Linked DNA regions of Mus musculus: all the other regions are linked to region 2. The links are chromatin loops, found by intact Hi-C in ENCODE. Cell type or tissue: left cerebral cortex. All regions are shown on one strand.

Region 1 (5,000 bases), 110 kb before region 2:
GTAGAGTGTCCCAGTAAAGAGGGTAGGCATGAGTACTAAATTCAGAAAGGAGATCTGAGGTGGAGGTTGGAATCTAGCACTCAGCAGCCGAAGGGGCTAGCTGAAATTTTGCAAACGGAAGAGATAATCCCAAGGGAGTTCGTGAGTACCCAGAGAAGATGGCCAGATAGAACACTGAAAAACTCTCAAGAGTTCTAATGAGGGAAAGGAGAGAAAGTTTCAAAAGAGCTTGAGGATGAGTAACTGAGAGTGGGTGGGAGGAAGAGCAATGGAGTGGGCAGGGATAGTGATGAGTGACACACAGGCTCAAGAGCCACAGAACGGATAACCTTAAGATCCTTTGTGACCTTGGAAAGTTATGGGAGAGTTGAGGAGGTGGCTTTGATTTTTCTCATTCTGTCAAGGCTGGCCTTTAACTGTGTAGCCAAGGACAATCCTCCTGCCTCGGCTTCCCAAGTGTTGTATTTTAGCCTTTTGGATTTGCTTCCAACTAATTTTCCAACCAACCCATTCTTTTTTTTTTTTTTTAAAGATTTATTATTTCATGTATGTGAGTACACTGTAGCTGTCTTCAGACACATCAGAAAAGGGCATCAGATCTCATTACAGATGGTTCTGAGCCACCATGTGGTTGCTGGGAATTGAACTCAGGATCTCTGGAAGAGCAGACAGTGCTCTTAACCACTGAGCCATCTCTCCAGCCCCCAACCAACCCATTCTAGTTCAACTTCATGAGACTCAAAGAATACTTTTAAAAGTTCCTCTTCTAGCAGACTAACAGTTTTCTTCATTGTTATCTATTTCATGTTTTGGAAACTTTTTTGCGTTTCTTAACTGTAAACTCTTCAGATTTCTGTTTGAGGGATATATGCTAACACACTGGGAGGCTGGGGTGGGAAGACTGTCGGTCTTGAGTTCGAGGCCTCCATTTTCCACCTTACCTGGTTGGAGCTTTGCCACACTCCTCAGTCAGTGCCACAGGGAGCTGACTCCTCCACTCTGACAATAAAAAGGTTCTTTCCCTCTTGCTAATAAAGGAATTAAGAACCTGTTGGGTCTCCTCTATCAATGTGCAGAGTATATCAATTAATTTAATCTGCACACTAACACTGATGTGGGCATATAACAGAAGTTTTGTTGAGGTTTCTCTGTGTAACCCAGCTATCCTGGACATTTGACTGCCTCTACCTCCTGAGGATTATATGAGCCACCAACTTTGGGCCTCCAATTTTTAATTTTAACTTTTTAAATATAATTTACTTTATGTGCATTGGTGTTTTGCCTGCTTGTCTGTCTGTCTGGGGGCAGGGGGTGTCTGACCCTGGAGTTAGGCAGCTGTGAGTTGCCATGTGGGTGTTAGGAATTGAACCTGGGTCCTCTGCAAGAGCAGCCAATGCCAACAACTGCTGTGGCATCTCTCCAGCCCTTAATTTTTTAAAAATTACATTCTATTTTATGTGCCAGTGTCTGTGTGTGTGGATCAGCCCGTGGAGGTCAGAGGACAGTTTTCGGGAGTTGGTTCTCTCCTTTCTCTGTGAGTCCGGGGGATGAAACTCTTGTCACATTCATCCAGCTTGTCCACAGATGTCTCTCAGCTTAGTCATCTCACTAGCCCCTGGGTTTTATTTTTTTTAAAAATTGTTTTAGACAGGAACTCACACAGCAACCCATGCTGGTCTGGAACAATAATCCTTCTGGCCAAGCCTCCCAAACAAGGGGATTATAGGCCCGGTCTGCTATTCCTAGCTGAATATGAATCTTGTTTTTGAGACAATGTCTCACTATGTAGCCCTGGCTGGCCTCGATCAACTTGCCTCTGGATTGCTAGGGATTAAAAGTTTGCAAGGCCGAATTAATACTTTTAAAGAAATTCCAGGGAGTTCACCACTCAGCATGAAGAACAGAGTTTAACCTCCAGCACATACATGTAAAACAGTGGTTTATAGCTGCAGTACTAAGGAAGCAGAAATAAAAGGATTCGTAGGGCTTTCAGGCTGACAGAGAGCTCACGTCCCAGTGAGACATTCTTTTTGAAAAAGGGTTTCTCTGTATAACAGCCATGGCTTTATACAGAAACTTGTTTTGTAGACCAGGCTGGCCTCAAACTTAGATATTCACCTGCCTTTGCCTCCCAAGTGTTAGCACTTAAGAGGCAGAAGCAGGTGAACCTCTTTAATTCATAAAATCCACCTGACTCTGCCTTCCCAGTGCCTTCCTAGATAAAAGGTATACGGTGACAGCAAGCCCAGCTAAGTTTTCCTAATCTTTTGAAAGTTTAGATTGAGGAGCAATGGTGGCACGTCCTAGCACTCATAAGGCTGAGACACGGGAATCTCTGTGAGTTCGAGGCCAGCCTGGTGAGTTCCAGAACAGCTAAAGTTACAGAGAAACCCTATCCCGAAAAACAAAACCAAAAACCAAACAAAGGTGGATAGTTCCTGAGTAATGGACTCCAGAGGGTAACCTCTGGTCTCCTCTATGATTCCCTGAACACACAGTAACACATTTGATACAAAGTGAAGGAAGATAAATTCCTGGATTGGAGGTATTACAACATAATTCCTCCACCGCATATAGTCTATTCCTTGATTTTCCTCCCTAAAAATCGAGGAAGTCCGGACAAAACCGGGTAGAAGAGTTGAGGATTTAACTCGCTGGTAGAGCGTTAAGCGTTAAGGTTCCCGGTTCAATCCCCAGCATCGAACTGGGTGGGTGTGGGAAGGGTGGAGGGTGCAGACATAAATAAGGACAGGTAGAGGAGGAAGAAACTACAGCGACAGGAAAATGGAGTCTGAGCACGATCGCAGCTCGCTCTTCTTGTTTCCCTCCCTGGAAGATGGTCCCCCGCACACCACGTGGACAAAGGGACATTTTCTCCGTTTCAGGGCAGTGGCAAAGGACCCAGAGCTAGATTGCTCTTTCTCCAAGTAAAAAAGAGGCCGACACCGGCAGCCGTTAGAGCGTCCACCGCTCCGTTGGGTGGAAGGCACGGCGGGGGCGGAGTCAGTGCCTGGCGGGGCTTTGCCCCGGGCCCGGGCCGGAGGTCCCGCCCCCTCGCCGGAGAAGCCGCGCTGCCCGCCCTCGCAGCCCGGGCCTAGGCGTGTCTCCACGGGCGCACGGCATGCTGGGAAGGTGCCCGGGCGGCGGCCATTTTGTCTTCTCGGCTCCTCTCTGGAAGAGGCTTTTCGAGCTTGAGAGTGGGCCGAGGGGGCTTGGTTCGGCGGCCGGGCGGCTGGTGGGGTTTTTTATCGGGTGGGTGCTAGGGCTGGCGTGAGCAGCCGCCCGGAGGAAGCACCATGATTTCTGCCGCGCAGTTGCTGGATGAGTTAATGGGCCGGGACCGAAACCTCGCCCCGGATGAGAAGCGCAGCAACGTGCGCTGGGACCACGAGAGCGTAAGTCCCGTGGGCCTCGGGCCTGTGCCCCGGGGACTGGGGGAGGGGGAGCTGAAGGGACCCGAGGGCGGGCCGAGGCTGGCCCGAGCGGGGTGCGGCGCGATTTGGGGGGACCTGGCCGCGCCGACTGAAGCACCTGACGGCGGAGGGAGGCGGGCGTGCGGCCCAGGACGGAGGGAGGATTCCGCGCCAATCCGGGGGATAGCGGCGTTTGTTGTTGTGTGGAGGAAGTCCGGGATGGCGCTTGGCTGGGCAGAAGAAGAAGCACCTTGGTGAGGCCGAGAAACGCGGGAAAAGGAAGAAGGAAGGGCTCGCTTGATTCCACCAGAGCTCCGGGGTTTTACCGTATGAATAAGAAAGCAGGCTTCCGTTATTTGGGTGCAGTCTGTCTGTCTGTCTGTCTGTCTATCTATCTATCTATCTATCTATCTAGAGTGTGTGAGTGTGTGTGTGTGTGTGTGTGTGTGTGTGTGTGTGAGAGAGTCGGGAGTCATATAGATAGATAGCCTGACTCCCGACCAGTATTCGTGGGGAAGGACATCGTAGCAGTGCATTGCTTAGGAGTGCTGCCATTTGGACACTTCTGTGAGAAGGTAGACAGTTGAAAGACGGAACGAGGTACAGTTTTATCATGAACAGTTTTTTGCTAATGCGGTTTGATGGCCGTTTGACGCGTGCTTGATGGCCGTAGTAGACCCTCAGCTAGGCAGTTGTGAAGGTTTTTGTTTTCACATAAACTCATTCGGTCCTTTTACTCTCTTAGAAAGGTTAACTATAACTCCTGGGTCGCAGGTGAGGCTAAAGCCTCTCTCTCTCTCTCTCTCTCTCTCTCTCTCTCTCTCTCTCTCTCGGTCTCTTGGTGATCGGGAAAGCTAAATCTAATTTTTGTAGCACTGTTGAGGTTGCACTGTTCTTCGTGCATATACTGTACTGTATTTCAAGTACTTTTTATCTAGTTTTGTACGTGGAGCACACTGTCTTAGATCTGAACTGGAGAGTGGGTACACTTGATTTTACCTTGCAGTTATAATCAAACAGCAGTTTTAAATCACTTGATAAAATATGAGAAAATGGCTCAACAAAAGCTTTGTTTTGTTTCTGTTTTTGAGGCAGTGTTTTACTCTGTAAGCAGGTGGTTCTCGAACTTGAAATCCTCACTCCGCTTCCAGAGTGCTGGGATTACATCGTTGCCACGATTGGCTAACAGGCTTTTTAGGAAAGTAAATTATGTATTTTTTTAAATCTATTTATTTATTATATGTAAGCACACTGTAGCTGTCTTTAGACACACCAGAAAAGGGCATCAGATCTCATTACAGATGGTTGTGAACCACCATGTGGTTGCTGGGATTTGAACTCAGGACCACCAGAAGAGCAGTCAGACCTCTTCCCCACAGAGCCATCTCACCAGCTCAGTATGCGTTGTTTTTAAACACATGGTTTGAGTGAAGTAACAATTTCTCTTTTGACATATAGAAAAAAAGTAAAGTGGGGTACCTAATTTCTGTATGTTTAAAAAAAAGTGTTCAGAGCTAATAGCAGGAGCCTTCAGTCCTAACACTTGAGGCAGATGCAGGCGGGATTCCTGTAAATTCCAGGCTAGCC
Region 2 (5,000 bases):
GTTAGGAAAAATAAATTCCTTGGCATTGGGAGAAAGAGCAGAGGTTTGCTGCTGCTGCTGCTGCTGCTGCTGTGGCTGCTGCTGCTGCTGCTGCGGTAGTGGAGGCGGCGGCTGGGATGATGACGGCTGCTGCTGCTGCTGCTGCTGTGGCTGCGGCTGTGGCTGCTGCTGGCTGCCCAGGCCCAGCCCATACAGAGAGTGCACTGAGGAAGAGATGGCTTTCTGCTTCAGGAGGTCGTTCACATTTACAGTCAGGCCCAGGTTGATCGGAGAAGTGCGAGCTACCTTGCTGCTACGGCCACTATTCTTCATTTTGGTGGAGCCGAACTTGGTGGCAGCAAAAGTGGCAGTGGTAAAGGTTAAAGGCTGCGTGGACCGGGGCATGAAGGTAGGGCTGACAGCAGCAGAGTGGCCGAAGGGAGGTGAGGGAGAGCTGGACACGGAGGAGGCCGGGTCGCTTATGGGCATGAACACCTGGGCCTCCGGGTTAAAGCTGTTTTTGATCTCCTTATCCAGCTCACAGCCGGTTTCACTACTGTCGTCCACGTACAGCACCTTCACTGGTCCCTTTTCGCCGATCTGGTAGGAAACCTCAAACGGGTCGATCCAGACACTCAAATCCTGTGGCAGATTGCCACGAACATCGTCAATGTCCAAACCACTCTCTTTGGATGCCTGCTCGATCACGGGGTCTACCTTCTCCCCCACGTGTATACATCTAAACCCTGAGCCTTTGTATGGCTTTTCAGGATACCAGTGCCCTTCATATTTCTTCTTAAGAAGTCTTTCAAGCTCTTCACCAAAAATGTTGACACGTCTCCTGGGAAGCTTATTGTACAAGTAAGAAATAATAAAATTGAGTGCTACTTGGATTTCAAGCTGCATAGCTGCGAAGCCACAAAAGTTAGCTTTGTTTCAACTCCTCCACCAGAAAAATAAATTTTTTAAAAAAAAAAATCAGTTTGTGGCAGAGAAACAAATTCTCATTCAAAGTGCTGGTATTAGAAGATTATCCTTCAACCTTCCCGTGGTCTTGTTCCTTTAAGAAAATAAAACAAAAGCAAACACATCCAAGTGAGATCAATGTAACAGCTCCAAAGCTTTCTACCTGAAGCAATTTTATTTTTGAAAATGTCTACTGGGCTAGAAAGACTGGAAATGACCGCTGGAAAATAAAAGGAACAGACCATAAAAAAAAAAAAAATCCTCTTGCTAAAGTTCAAGACAGATTTATAGTTAAAACAGCATTCTACATACCACTTCCCAGCAGGACTTACAGGACCTCCAGAACATGTATCCTTTATGTTTCTTCTCGCACAGTGTTTACTAACTGTACTGCACACTCATCCACCCACCTACCCGTACACTCCACTTTTACAAGTTGGTCATTAGTTTCCTTGCTAGTCACCATTTTAGAAGTGAATCCCTAGTTCCTTTTGGAAACATCACATTTAAATCTGCTTTATGTTAAATATTCGGAAATGTTATAAGTTACAAAATTATTTTTAATTTTCAAAGTACCTGGTACTAAAATTAAAGGTACTAAATGAGTTGTCATCTTGGTAAATGAAACCAAATTATCCTCTCTAGTTTTAACCATGCCAAGGGCTCTCACACTCTTGCTCTTCTGGGAGCCTTTTTCTTTTTTATTGTGTACTGCCCCCCCCCCCCACACACACACATTCTGAAATTCCTCTCAGCTGCAAGTATAAGAAAAACAAGCAGCTTAAAACTCCTATTGATTACTCTGCTTAAAGGGCAGAGTTTCTCAGTTTTATTCTTATTTTTAAAAGCCATCTCCTTCCCTCTTCGGATAAACGGGCAGTCCCTGGAGAGGCTGGAGCGAAAAGGTCGACCTTTAAACGTTTGCTGGATCAGCACTGGGTGGGGATAAGAAAAGATCAAGGGCAAAGAGAGGTATTTCCAAGGGAGAGCTATTTGTACAACGAGGTTGATCAAAAAGGGCATTTAAAATAATCAAACTGGTGTGGATCCGTCTGTTCCATTTTCCATATTCTTGGTGACAAAGGGCAAAGAATCTCTCGTGTAGCCCCCAAACTACACTTTCCAAGCCGAAACCCAAGAGCAGGCAGAGAAAGCAGATTCAGCTGGACTGCTTGAAGGTGCAGCCGAGCCCAGACAGGCTGGGTGGAAGGTGGTTTTTAAAGCAACGCCTTAACACAGGACTGTGAAGAATTACATAAACAGCCAGTTGGGTCTCATTAGATTTCTGCTCACAGCGCTGGGAGCCCGAGCGCTACAGCAGCAGCAACAGCCAGAGGAGGTGGAGGTGGAGGAGGAGGAGGAGGAGGAGGAGGAGGAGGAGGAGGAGGAGGAGGAGGAGGAAGAGGAGGAAGACTACTAGACTTGCTCCGGGAGGAGGAGCTCGGCCCGGGGAAAAGGAGAGCAGGCTCTTTAGCTGCCTCAGGGACGCGGCCCGGGCACCGGCAGGTCGCGGCGCGGGCCGCCCAGTCTTCCCCTCCCCCGCCGTAACCTGACCCTGCCGTCCCCCACTCTGCTCCCCGCTCGAGGCTCCTGGGACCTAGCCAGCATCCCGGAGCACCGGTCCGGGCCCGATCCCTGTATCCCGGCGCCCCCTCCCCCTGCCTGGGCGCCGCTGCCCCCACCCCGGGTGCTCCCTCCTCCCGGTTGCCCGTCGGCCGTCAAGCCTCCGGACCAGGTCCCCGGAGCCACTCCATTCCCTTGGGTCCCCGAGGCCGCCCCTCCACACCCGGGCTCGCAGGACGCTGCAGCCACTCCCTCGGCCCCTAGCCGCCGCCCCGCCGTACTTACAAGCTGCTCCGGAGCTGCGGCCGCCGCCGAGCCGCGGCTGGGCGGGGGAGAAGGGGCAGCGGGCGGGGGCGCGGGTGGGTCGGGAGCGGCGAGGCGACGGGGTGCAAGACGTCGCCACCGCCGGACACGCGACGGACGCCTCGGGCGGGTCCGGGAGCTCGCTGCTCTGGCTCAGGGGTGGCGGGGACGGCAAGCTTACACGAGCGCGCTCGCTTCTCTACACAGCCCGGCGGCCCGGCCCTGCGTCCCCGTACAGCGCCCTCTGCGCGCCGGGCCAGAGCTTCGCTCCTTCTGCCGCGGCGCGCGCCCCGCCTCTCGTTTTATAGCCTCCTCCCCGCCCCCAGCCTCCGCGGGGGTGCGCGCCGCTCGCGTCACAGTCCCGCCCTCCCCACCCGGCACCCCCCGGCCGCGCCGACTCCGCCCCTGCCCTGCCCCCCGACGCCATTGGCCAAGTCCCGCCTGCCCACGTCCAGACGGCCGCTGATAGATGGTCACGCCTCCTGAACGCCGCTGTGACCAATGAGCTGAGAGTCCCGAGAGGTTGGGGGAGGGGTTAAGGGAGGCCTTGGAAGGGGATTGGACAAGGGTAGGGATGGGATGGTAGGGATGGGGTGGCAGGGCCCGGGGGCCTGGGGGTGGGGGGTGGGGGGTGGGGGGGGAGGAGGGGGAGCAGGTGGCGACGCGGCGGGGACCGGCCGGGAGGGGCAGCCGAGGCTGGGGGAGGGAGGGCAGAGTACACGGAAAAGGCTGCTTCCGAGCGAGTGCGACTGTGGCCGAGGAAAACCCCACTCCTGGGCGAGCTAGCCTGTGGGTCTCAGCCCATCCCGGGGTAACCGGGACTCGTGCTCCCGATTCATTGAGTATTAATCCCCGCAGGGCCTAGGCCAACTGCCACCCCGAGAGTGACAACTGCAGAACCTGGGGGTGGGGAAGGGAGGCCACGTCGCTGCACCTCCCGCACAGGTGACAGTTTAACTGCCTCTGCAGCTCCCCCTGGCCAAATCTCCCCGGGTCACCTGGCAGCAGCTCGGACATGAGGGTTGCTTGAGACCGTAAGAAAAAAAAATTGTCTTATATCAAACGTCGCAGAGAGCGACACGCTGCCAAACTGCCTGTGTGACTCTGTGTGCGTGCCCACGCGTGCATTTTGAGAACTTTCACCCAGGCCCACAAAATAAACACGAGGCCTCGCTGAGGAACCTGCGAGAGTTTATGAACTGTGCACAGGTGTCCAGGGAATAGGGACGCCAGGGACTCTAGGGGCGCGGATAGGCGCCGTTTCCACAACCTGCAGCCCAGAAATCCGAGTTATCGTCCGGAGTGGAACGGGGCGTTCCTCTTGGCTAAAAATAATTACTCACAGGTAGCAACGATGCCTGATTGGTCGCACTGGACCTTAGCGGCCAGACGATTGGCTGTCTGGTCTCCAGGAGACCGACGTCAAACTCGGACTGGGTAAAGGCGAGAGAAAGTCGAGGGGGAGCCTCGGAGAGAAGGGGGGGGGGGGTTGGGGGGGGGGAGAAAGCGCAGCAGTGAATGAAACGCCCAGGGCCCTGCCTTCCCCTTCCCTGTCCTGGGCATTCGGGCCATGCTTCCTGGAAAAAAACCGGTCCCCGTGCTGCCTTGCCCTTAAACACTGCAGGGCGGGCATTTCTATGCCTGTCTAGAGGTTAAAGCACAACTCACCGTCTGTGTAGCCCATCTGTACCACCCAGGGCACAAACCCTGGTCTACGCGACCCGCCAAGAGCCTTTTCATTTTATAGATGCAGAAGTCTGGATGTAGCCTATTATTTTGCACTCGGACCTGCTTGCGTGGGTTCCCACCTCCTCTTTTAGAAGGAACAGCTTTGAGAAAGGATATTTCTAAAGTCTCACAGCGTGTGAGAATGGGAGGGTTTGTGGAATGGGCTGAGGGGTGGGGTGGCGACCGGTCAGGTGACCCATTTCTTGTTTATTGCACAGGTTCCTAAAACTTGGGTAGCGTTTTTTTTTTTTTTTTCTTAAGAACATAGAAGTTTTACTCAAAAACGCTTTAAATTCTGTTTTATTTTTAGTATTTCGGCTTTTTAGTTGCAGAGTGGAATTAGATTGTGAGAGCATGGTGTTTAAAATGGAAGCATCTGGCAGCAAAATATTTTAATATAAATTATTCTTCCACTGTTTTCCTTCGTTGTGTGGTTTTGCTTTTCTAGTGTGAACGTTAAT
Region 3 (5,000 bases), 51 kb after region 2:
TTCCTCCATCTCTGAGGCAAAGGGGAAGAGTGTGGCTGGTTTCCAGGACCCAAGGCTGACCACCATCTTTTCATGAGTCCAGTTCCACGAGGCAGCCAACACTGCCTTCTGCTTTGAGAAAGAGTGTGTCGCAGCCACACAGTTTGTTTCTGCGGTCCTGTGCTTCTGTCTCAGAAAGCGTGTTACTAGCCGGGCAGTGGTGGCACACGCCTTTAATTCCAGTGATCAGGAGGCAGAGGCAGGCAGATTTCTGAGTTCAAGGCCAGCCTGGTTTACAGAGTGAGTTCCAGGACAGCCAGGGCTACACAGAGAAACCCTGTCTATAACAACAACAAAAACAAAACAAAACAAAAAACAACAAAAACAACAACAACAAAAAGAGAGGAAGAGAGAAAGAAAGAAAGAGAGAGAGAAAGAAGGAAAGAAAGAAAGAAAGAAAGAAAGAAAGAAAGAAAGAAAGAAAGAAAGAAAAGAAAGTATGTTGCTTTCCACAAGGCTTCTGGTTTTCCTGTTCTCCCCTACCTGTTTTTTCCAGGGCACCCAATGGGTGACAGTGCCACGTCCAGGACACTGGACTGGAGCCACCTTTATAGAACCGGTTTGAAATCAAACAATGCCGTGGTACACAAGCCAGCTGAGCCAGAGGTGTCCATGGGCCAAGAGGGGCAAAGGCCGAGAGACCAGAGCAGAGCATGGTGCATATCCAGGGAGCTCACCCTTGTTTACCAGGGAGCTAGGAGGTGACCGATGGAACTGTGCCACCCCAGGGAGCATGTAGATATCTCTCCTCACCTTGGAGGTAAAAGAAGGGGCTCCTGGGTGGGTCGGGTGAGGGGAGCAGGACAAGGGTCTACAACCTTCTGAACCTGTGTCGGTCGGGCTGGGGCTGTCCTATAAGCATGGTGGCCTTCAACCCAGGTATCCTCTGCCCCCAGACGGAACTGAGAGTGGGAGGTGAGCGAGCATCTAGAGAGGGTGGCTCTCGGTGGAAATTGAGTAGAATGGCAGAAATAAGTCAAGCCCAGGCCTGGGGGGTAGAATGCTTGCCTGGCATGCAAGAAGCCCTGGGTTCAATTCCCAGCACTGCATAAACTGGGTCAGGGTGTCTTCCAGCTGAAATTTCACTACTCTGGAGTTAGAAGCAGAGGGGATCCAGAGCTCAAGGTCACAGTACCCTTGGCTACATAGTGAGTTTCAAGGCCACCCTGAGCTTTAAGTTAAATAAAATATCCTTGCAGGTGGATAATTTGAGAAGTTCCCAGACCCTATGAAGACAGCCCTAAGGGACAAAATATAGTGGCAGGAGTGAGCTGGGCAGCAGATAGCTAGGTGGACATTTGAATCCACCTAGAATTGGCCCCAGCTGTGTGACTAAGGACTTGGGGGCCCTCACCACCATGTGTACTAAGGTAGGGTGGGGATGGGGACCTTAGTCAGAGTTTGGGAAGGTATATGGCCTAGAAAACCTTCTGGACATACGCGTAACGAGGAAGCCTGCTTTGGACTCTCTGTTCCCTGTAGCCTGGTTTCCCTTTTGCCTGGCACACCCAGCAGGCAGAGTCCAGACTCGCTGACCTCAAAAAGTCCCGCCCCTCTAGCCTTGTGCTTCTGACTATTCATTTCCTGCAGAAGGCTCAGGGTTTTGCCTACTGGGTAAAAAGCAGAGGCAACTCCACCCAAGGGGCCCACACAGAAGCCCAGGGATACTCTTGTCTGCATCCCAGACCCCACGCCCACCCCTGCCCCCGCCTTGGTGCGACCCCGTGCCCCCCGCCCCGGTGCAGGGAGGGAGGCACCTGTGCCTGGCACGCCTTCCTGCTGGGTCTGGACTCACTATCTTAGAACTGAGCGTGAAAACCCAGAAAAGCTCTGAGCCACCATCCAGCCCCTAAAGTCTTCCTTCTTTATCTCTCCACATCCCATTCCATCCCTCCCTCCCTGCTAAGGCAGGGGCGAGGATTCGACCACTGATAATTGATTGTGACTTCTCTCCACGCAAGCACAGGCTCACCGAGGGATAAAACACGAAGGAGCCCAGTGGTCAAGAGCTCGGGCTGCTCCCACATTTCCCTGGAAATCACTTAAAGGTGCCAGCATAGGAGACGTCACAGTGTGCCCCACCCCCACCCCAGGCCTGCAGAGTATGCACGGTTTCAGTCCACCCTCACTTAAATAGACTGTAGGTTCCCTTTGTAGGTGAGGAGACTGACAAGCCCTCACTGCAAGCCAAGGGCAGGGCTCCGTATGGAATTCTCAACAGGCCCGTCTACTCCAGCATGGCTGGCGAGTCCCCGACAAGCCTTTCTCCACATCTCTGCAGTGTGAACACCCAGGCGCCTCCATTCAGAGCCTGGCTCCGTAGCCAAACGAGTCTAGTGATGTCATCGTTGCCATGGAAACTCTCTCCAGGCGTCAGGCAGGACCAACCTCCCCTGAGCAGTTTCCCTTTGTGTGGACTTTGCAATGCGTTGCCAAGGCAGTGAGGCCTGCTGGGTGAGTTGGCACAGGGCAGGGAAGGCAGACAAAACCCCACACTGCATCCCAGAAACCACCACTCACAGCACAGCAGGAGAGACGGGGCTGCAGCTGTAATCTCTGCTGGGGTGGGGGGGTGGCAGCGGTGAGGGGTGTGGCATTTAAGAGGGGATGGAGACCTGTTCAAAACCCCTGATGCCAATTACCTTTGAGCGTGGTTAGCGGGATTCTGACCCCTGTATCTGCAGGGCCTGGATCTTGTGAAAGGGCAGACAAGCTCGGCAGGGTGTGAAGAGGAATTGGTGGTTTGGCTGTTTGAGTGTAAGTCACTCTGAGAATCACTGCTGAAGAAAGAAGCCCCCAGGGAGTACACTAGCTGCCTTAGTCCCTCTTGGCTCTCAGAATCCTCCCAGCAACTCCGGGGAAGGGGACAGAAGAAACAGGGTGCCTTCTGTACTTCCAATTCTGTCACTGGTGGTGGCGTGGGATTTGGGTTTCTTTCAAACACTATATAGCTCGTTGTCCTTGAACTTGAAATCCCCCTGTCTCAGCCTCCAGAGCACTGAGATTGCAGGTGTGTGCTGCTATCTCTGGCTTGTTTACCTCTTTGTTTTTCTTATTGCTTTCTCCTGGTTACCCGTTTGTGCCTAACACAGTTTAGATTCAAAATGGGGGCGGTCCAAGTTCCCTCGCTGAGGCCTTTTCAATCCAGGTTGGCCCCCCCGCAGCCTGGGATCTATCGGTTTTAGAGAAAGAATACTACTCTATCTTTATAGAGTAATCCTGCTCTGTCTACCAGGCCCTCCAACACCCGGATCTCAGCCAAGGGATTGCCACAGAGTCTGCCCCTCCCTCCTGGCTGCCTACAGAGGCTCCAGAAGCTATTGGCTAGTAAGGAAAGCCAGTGTCCTGGCTAATGTCTACAAGGCCACCTCCATCCCAGCTTCAAGTCACACCCTCTTTTGTCCTAGAAGCTGCAGGGGCCTCTTCGCTCCTAGGTCATTTAAAAGGCCCCTGTTCCTTGCCAGTGCCTGTGGCTAGCAGGCCCTTGACATGGTGCATAAAATCTTCCCCGTGCCCCTGTTCTTAGAAACCTCCAGGAAGAAACTTCATGACCTTTGCTGGCAAATGACAGAGTCTCATGCTTAGAGCTGAATGAAGGCCATGGCGTTCCTGGGTTCACCCGGAGCCTTCCTGCTTTCTTGGTCACCTTCTTCCTTAACTTCCCAGGGGGCTGAAGGGGAGGGCTCCTGCTCTACAATCCTGTGGGCTAGGCTACTTGTTCAGGCTGGGAGGAGACAGACTCTCGGTATGTCCTTCTGCCCTGAGCCTGGGCTCCTCCTCCGTCACCCGTGTGTCTCTGTTGAAGGTCTACCAAGTCACATGGTATGATGTCAGAAAGGGTTGTGGGGTGAATGGCTATGGGGTTCTCAGGCCGTACTGGGTGCGCCTGCCTACAGCCAGACAGCATCTGGACCAACCGTGACCCACCTCTGCCTGCCATTCTTTCCTGAAGCAAGTATTTCCTGACATCTGTGCTTTGTGCTATGAAGGCTTTCCCCCTGCTTCCAAAGGTCCCAAACAAGCCAAAAAGGATGAAGGAAAAAAAAATGTATGAAAACCAGGCAGCTCACCAGGACTTCTGCCCACACAGCAGCGAGGAAAACTGCCATCAGCAACGGTGGTCAGCGCTAGCTCAGCCCGTGGCACTGTGACAAACACCTTTGTTCCATTTTCCAAACTTCCTGTACTTTAAGACCGTGTTTTGGTAACAGAGACTCCCAAGGAATGCGAGCACCGAGCTTGAGAGCACATGGCTTCTAGACAGCAGGAAGGGAGGCTGGGGCGGAGGTCGGCTTCGACACCTGCCCTCCCCACAGGGGCATGCCCAGGACCAGTGAAAAGTGCCCCCGTGAGGCTGCCAAAGCTCATAGTCCTGGCGGGGGGCAGGGGCACCCCCTGGAGACACAGACCTCGGTGAGAAAGTCCAGGGTGACCAAAGGTCACAGATGACAGTCTTACCCAGGCCTTTGAACTTCGTCTTTGGGGCAACAAGCAGCCTGGAGAACTGAGAGGAAGAAATGAGGGTACACATTGTCCACAAGGGTGGGGTAGCCCTGTGAGCTGGCTTAGCCAAACCTCAGTTTAGTCATCCATAAATGGGGACAAGATACTTTTTACACAGACACAGGCAGCTGGGAGGATATCTTTTATTATCTTATGGTTTTGGTTTGGTTTGGTTTTTGCTTTTTCGAGACAGGGTTTCTCTGTGTAGCCCTGGCTGTCCTGGAACTCACTCTGTAGACCAGGCTGGCCTCGAACTCAGAAATCTGCCTGCCTCTGCCTCCCAAGTGCTGGGGTTAAAGGCGTGTGCCACCACTGCCTGGCTTTTTTCTTTTCTTTTCTTTTCTTTTCTTTTCTTTTCTTTTCTTTTCTTTTCTTTTCTTTTCTTTTCTTTTCTTTTCTCTTCTCTTCTCTTCTCTTCTCTTCTCTTCTCTTCTCTTCTCTTCTCTTCTTTTCTTTTC

Evidence for each region. Hi-C counts contacts between places; a loop is a spot of excess contacts. Peaks named below come from ENCODE experiments on the same cell type or tissue, not always from the same donor. Only the 100,000 strongest peaks of a DNase experiment are listed, where the experiment ranks them.
Region 1: it touches region 2 in a loop (6-fold over the local background); 4 of 42 quality-filtered maps call a loop at or near these places.
Region 3: it touches region 2 in a loop (6-fold over the local background); 13 of 42 quality-filtered maps call a loop at or near these places.

Annotation. Positions count from the first base shown.
Region 1 is chr11:94,320,085-94,325,084 of GRCm38, reverse strand. It overlaps Luc7l3 (LUC7-like 3 (S. cerevisiae)), which reads left to right and starts at 3,122. Exons shown (of 10, transcript NM_001361574.1): 1 at 3,122-3,395. The coding sequence starts at 3,297. In left cerebral cortex, no CTCF peak of the experiment used is centred here; a DNase peak (open chromatin) is centred at 3,097; H3K4me3 peaks cover 2,599 bases; H3K27ac peaks cover 2,104 bases.
Region 2 is chr11:94,209,525-94,214,524 of GRCm38, reverse strand. Tob1 (transducer of ErbB-2.1) reads right to left here and starts at 3,071. Exons shown (of 2, transcript NM_009427.2): 1 at 2,794-3,071; 2 at 1-1,039. The coding sequence starts at 885. In left cerebral cortex, a CTCF peak has its summit at 3,033; DNase peaks (open chromatin) are centred at 3,307, 4,175, 4,585, 4,968 and 4 more places; H3K4me3 peaks cover 4,671 bases; H3K27ac peaks cover 4,258 bases.
Region 3 is chr11:94,158,036-94,163,035 of GRCm38, reverse strand. Gm35338 (a long non-coding RNA gene) reads left to right here and starts at 467. Exons shown (of 4, transcript XR_001780294.2): 1 at 467-2,493. RefSeq lists an enhancer at 859-4,381. In left cerebral cortex, a CTCF peak has its summit at 2,435; DNase peaks (open chromatin) are centred at 2,416, 2,921, 3,310, 4,306 and 1 more place; H3K4me3 peaks cover 1,181 bases; H3K27ac peaks cover 3,869 bases.